Regions from separate parts of the Homo sapiens genome. Here region 1 is linked to region 2. A link is a contact called in ENCODE Hi-C data. All regions are on one chromosome and are shown on one strand. The core of a region is the stretch at or near the end of the contact, and the rest is flanking DNA. Distances in the headings are between cores, read along the strand shown. Region 1 holds the start of SCOC-AS1 (SCOC antisense RNA 1). Region 2 holds the start of MMAA (metabolism of cobalamin associated A).

What was found. A loop is a pair of places that touch in the nucleus more often than their neighbours do. Pooled maps may share reads with other maps.
Region 1: a loop to region 2 is called in a map of CD4-positive, alpha-beta memory T cell, with 13 times the contacts of the local background. The contact joins the promoter of SCOC-AS1 here to the promoter of MMAA in region 2. A Hi-C loop is called at or near these places in 3 of 168 maps with a recorded cell type or tissue (CD4-positive, alpha-beta memory T cell and naive thymus-derived CD4-positive, alpha-beta T cell) and 8 of 50 pooled maps.

Annotation. Positions count from the first base shown.
Region 1 is chr4:140,372,098-140,374,797 of GRCh38, reverse strand. It overlaps SCOC-AS1 (SCOC antisense RNA 1), which reads left to right and starts at 1,406. Exons shown (of 5, transcript NR_033939.1): 1 at 1,406-1,535. SCOC (short coiled-coil protein) reads right to left here and starts at 1,152. Exons shown (of 4, transcript NM_001153484.2): 1 at 1,081-1,152. RefSeq lists a silencer at 863-1,062 and enhancers at 1,223-1,272, 968-1,469.
Region 2 is chr4:145,618,132-145,620,831 of GRCh38, reverse strand. MMAA (metabolism of cobalamin associated A) reads right to left here and starts at 1,447. Exons shown (of 7, transcript NM_172250.3): 1 at 1,425-1,447. RefSeq lists silencers at 1,079-1,148, 1,179-1,618.

The DNA of each region.
Region 1 (2,700 bases), core at 157-2,656, 5.2 Mb after region 2:
AAGAATTTGAACCCAGGTCTAACTTCACAGTCCATGCTTTTTCCATTATGCAATGGAAAAAACTTTAATATGGCCCTAATCTTAAGTTTGCCAAACATTTTGCTACCACTGATGTCAAACTCCTCTGGAATCTTTACTAAGCAACTGAAAATAAACTCCATTCCCTTCAAGCTACGGAACTTCAATATAATGTCTGTTCAGATCTGTTCAAGTTCTGCTTTGACTTGTCCTGGTTAAATAAATCCAGTTTCAAATTCCACAAGATCAAGGAACTGTTTGGCCAAATGAGGATTTAAATGGAAGCTATACTCTCAGAGAATGGCTAGCTACACTGATTTTAATCAGGAATAGAGGTACCAGAATACATGGGCACAGCTTTGGGTCCTCGGGCATAGAAAACGTGTTGGCAACCTGGAATGGCATCTGTCCTTATTGTTGCGTAATAGTGTGAGGTTGACACACTGTATAACAGAAGCCCTGCCTTTCAGGAATGTATCCTCTTTCTCCTTTCCAAACCTTTCTTCCCAAAACTTGTTCAGCAGGACTCTGGGGGAGAAGACGATCAGGAAACAAACCCAGGTGCCGCTTTCGCCGCCTGGAAAAATGGTCCAATCCTTATTTTACGGCTCTCTAGGCTCCCTCCCCACCTCAGCCTCCCCTCCCATCTCTCAGGCTCTCGCAGAGCAGCCACGGGAAGGTCCAGGCGTGCCAGGTCCCATTCCACCCAAACGCCCCTCCCGCAGTCCAATTCCAGAGCCGAGAGCTGCAAAGCGGCTCCCGACCCAGGAGCTGCGGGGAGAAAGCTACACGATGTCTGCGTCAGGGACCGCGAGAGGTCCCTCTCCCAAAGAACGCCTGGGCCTGACAACGAAAACAGGAGAAAAAGAGGTCGCGCAAGGGTTCTGCCGGGAGCCAGGCCTCCGCCGCCCACCAAATGCCCAGGCCCGAGACCGCTCCTCCCGGGCCCCCGGTGCGCAGGGCCGCGTCCAGCCCGCCCCGCCCTCCAGGCCCTCGGAGGTACTGAGGATGCAGCTCTAGTCGCCTGGGGCCAGGCCCTCCGCTGCCCGGGACGGCCCTCACCTTCCGCTTGAGGCGCCGGGAGAAGGAGGGATCCGGCCGACACCTCAGGCCGGGACACTTGGACCAACTGACCCCGGCAGCTCCGCCCACTCCGCCCACAGAACGTGCGCCGTGAGAAGAATCCCATCCCGTCCCAGCCGCTCGCCCGCCAATCCTGACTCGAGAATACACGCCTGCGCATTAGCTGCCCGCCTCACCCCAGTCGTCCAATCTCAAAGCACCGGGATCCACCTTTGCCATAACAAAAGGACACTGACATCCAATCAGGATTGAGGTCGCTGTGGGCGGGACCTGGAACAGCGACAGCCAATGACAGTAAAGAAGCGAAGCTAAGCGGCGCTGGTGAAGCGGCTCATCAGGTCTATCAGGAAACCTGAGAATTGGAGTGAGAATCCCAGTGTGGAAAATCAGGAAAGAGGCTGGTATGAGCGACAGAGAAGTCATTCAGGAAAGAGGTTGGTATGAGCGACAGAGAAGTCATTCAAGTTCGAGAAAAGAGCGTTTGCGAACCAAGCAGAGAAAGTCAACGCGACACCGTCGTTCCTTAATTCTAAAAGCAGACTTTTTCATATTTTTCTTATTTCCGAAATCGGAAAGCTTATAGTTGAGCTAGTGGAATGTTCCTCTCCTCACGCCCCTCCTCCGAAACTATTATTAAATCTGTAGTGCGTGGCCATTTAATATTTTAGAATTGAGAAAATACCCTAGTGGTACTGAGGCATAGCACTTGTGCTTACCTTACCCCTGTGGAGCCTCACAGCAACCCACAGAAAGGAACTGAAGCCTGAGCGTGAACACATTTCTTGCTCAAGGTCACATATACGGTATCAAGAGTGGAGTGTTCTTCGTGACACCGTTCATCGTAATCTAGTACTTGACACAAAGCGGCATCCTGCTTTAATATTCGTTGAGTACAAGGTAGACATCCACAGCAATACATTATTATTTTGGCTTTGGCACAGCCTCCTAAGCTGTAGAGACAAGCCTTATGTCTCCCTGTTTCTTGACTTTTTACTTCTGGCACAGTTTGCTGACACATCGCCTTAATCATTTTAAGAGCTATATAAAAATATCTTCTATTCAGTGTTTTGAGAACTATGCATTTGGCTGCGACTGCAATATTCAGTTTGAGGAAATTTACTAGAATGCAATGTAGGAGCTAAATAAATGAAAAAAAATCCAACATAAATCTAATAGGAGTGCCAAAAAAGAGAGACTAGAGAGAATGGATGCAGGCAGTATTCAAAGAGTAATAACTAAGAATTTTCCAAGATTGTGGAATATTTGAATTTTCAGATTCAAGAAGTACTTATTCTTGAGCAGGATTAATATAAGAATTCTATGCAACGGTGAAATTGCAGGACACCAAAGATCAAGAGAAACTATTAAAAGCAACCTTTTGTTTTTGCTAGAACAGTATTTTTAAATATTTTTAATTGTAGTGAAATATACATAGAATAAAATTTACCATCTTAACCATTTTTAACTTCAGTAGTATAAGATACATTCCACATTGTTCTCCAACCAATCTCCAGAACCAATCTCTCTTTTCATCTTGCCAAACTAAAACTGTATACCTATTAAAGAGCAACTCTCCATTTCCTATTCCCCTCATCCTCT
Region 2 (2,700 bases), core at 198-2,697:
ACTCATCTTTTACATCCTTCCCCCTCTATGATATCTCTCCTATACTACCCAGCTTAAAATCTTTCCTGACCATCCCAGTCTCTAGGACTTTTTCTGACCTCTAATTCCAATTATTTCTGAATACAAAGAGTCTTCATCTTACAATCGGGTCTGTGTCTGGATAAACCCACTGTAAAGTCAAAAAATCTTTAACTGAACCATTGTGTAAGTGTAGGACTGTACTAAGGTGAAAATCTGCAGAGGTCACAAACTAGTTGCACCTGGCCCACCCACAGAAGGTGTGTGTTAACTAAATTGGTTGCAAGTAACATTAAAAATCAAGAAAAAATACGTAAAAATACAGATCTTTGGCCTGTGTTGGAGAAAATCGGATCTGCGTTTGAGAGACCCCCATTCCCACATGGCAACAATCAGCTAAATGGTAAATGTTTCGAGCATTCACCAGCTCTTTCCATTCTAAATAAAGGTTTTCTTTTGACATCTTCAAATATCTCAAATGGTGATTTACATTTCTTATGGATATGTAACTTTTCATGCTTGTTTTGTCTCTCCTAATAGAATACAGCCCTTAAAAAACCTGTCCTTGTCTTTGACTTTTTAAAAACCTCTTGTTACCCTGAACACAAACCGGTATTTAGTGCAAAATTATTGTAAAAGAATATTCTGAACATTGTAGACAACAGCAAAATGCTGAATAATCCACACAGTTTTTCTGGAAACTTTTGGCTTTCTACCAAGTTGGAAAAGTTTTATTAGTTTATGTTTTCTAAACATATGGATTAGGGTACAACTCTTAAGACAGATAATAAAAAATTTTTATATTATTTTGGTTTAGGTCGTCTTTCATTTTCTAATGAGAAATACATATGAAGACAGCATGCCCTCTGCTGAAAGAGATTTAGACCCTGCCCGGCACGCCATGTGACGGAACCTAGATACTGTTTGTAACTTTTAGTTTGAATCCAACTTTTATATCCTGGATTTGATTTCCCAGAAAAGAGTTTCAATTTCACTCTTTGGTAGGAGTCATAGTGGCTTTCTCTGACGCGGCCTCAGGTTAACCATTTACCGGGTTTGGCAGCGACAAGGGAAGAGCCACCTTAACAAAGCTGCCTTGCTGTGGCTCAGAGATAACCTGAGAAACCTAACCAAGATGAGAATTTTAAAACACTGTTTACGTACAGGGCCTTTCTTTGTTAAAGCTTCCATTTGAACCCATTTGCCGACTCCTGCCTGTCCACACATATCCGCACCCCGAACATCAATATTAGGAGAATATTCGATAATACTCTCCTTTTCCTTCCCCCACCCCAAATCCTCCAGGGGGCGCCCCGGAGGACCGCGCTGGCCCCCCGGCGGGAGGGCGGCCGTAGGCGGGAGCCCAGTCCCGACTCCTGGACGCCGCGCGCACTCCCCATACTCACCCGCCCGAAGCCACGGAAGTGCCACCTGACCCCGCCCCTTCCGCCGGATCCTCCCACGCAGGCGCAGCGCCGACTGCAGGCGCGTGGGGCCCGGGGATCGCCTGGGGCTGGGTGGCGGTGCGGGGCATGGCCAGGGTCCCCGTGGACGTGGCCGCGCAGTTCCGGCGTGTGGCGGAGAGCGAGTGAGCGTGAAGGTCTCCCGGCCTGCAGCAGGCTGCGGAAGCTCTGCGCCGGGAAGTTCTCTGGCGGGGGAGGGGAGGGCGGTTTACGGCCTTTGGGGTAGGTTTTGCCCTTTTTAAGATCCACATGAAATCTTTCGCCTCCGAAGTTCGAGGGTAACTTTCGTTCCCTCCTGGCCTTCGCGACACCCTCGAGTCGGACGGAGGCCGAGTCGTGTCCTCACCCCCAGCAGCCTGCGGCGGCCGGGACCCCCGGAGGCCCTTCTTCCGCTCCTTGGAAACTTAAAATGTGGGGTGAGGGAGAGACGCGTTACGTTTGACAGACCGGTGAAATTAAAGACACTCAAGCTTCTCAGAGTGATTTGAAGAAATGCTCAGCGTTCTGCCGAAATATAGTTTTAAGTTTTTAAACCACGGCATGGTTTTTAAAGGCTGAAGGACCCACAGTTTTTTTCTCTTAAAGGGCACGCATTCATTTTGATTAATATTTCTTAACATGCAGCCAAAGCCAGGACTCGGGCTCACTGCTGCAGGGGTGTCCTCGGGAAGTCCCGAGGGGGGAAAGGCGCGCAAGCCTGAAATGGAGATGAAAATAAACAGGCATAATATTTGCTACCTCACTGCGTTGGGCGTAGTAGTAACTAATTCTTAAAAAACGTCTTAGATGACATATAAGTAGTAAAGCCGTTGTATGCTAATCTAGAATTTTTGAGAAAAACTTAATCACCCAAATGTTTGCTATAATGTGATGAAGATAGCATCCATCGGCAGTAGCCAGGATCAAATGACGAGTAGATATGGTTATAAATGGGGCCCATGCAGTATAATTAGTATATGAAACCAAGATGTCAGTCCTCACACAGAATTTGTGTAATGATATGCATTTGGGAGGCTTCAGGCCTTTTCAGCTATTTGATACAGGTTGATTCTTACTGAATACAGAATAATAAAAAATGAATTACTGGTCTCACCATTTTCATTATTACTATTTGGACCAAAAGACTACCACTTTTACTCCAAAGATTGATTGTAGACTCAATAGCCAATGACAGAAAATTAAGCACAAGTCTAAATGAAGCCGAGGATCTAGTAGAAAG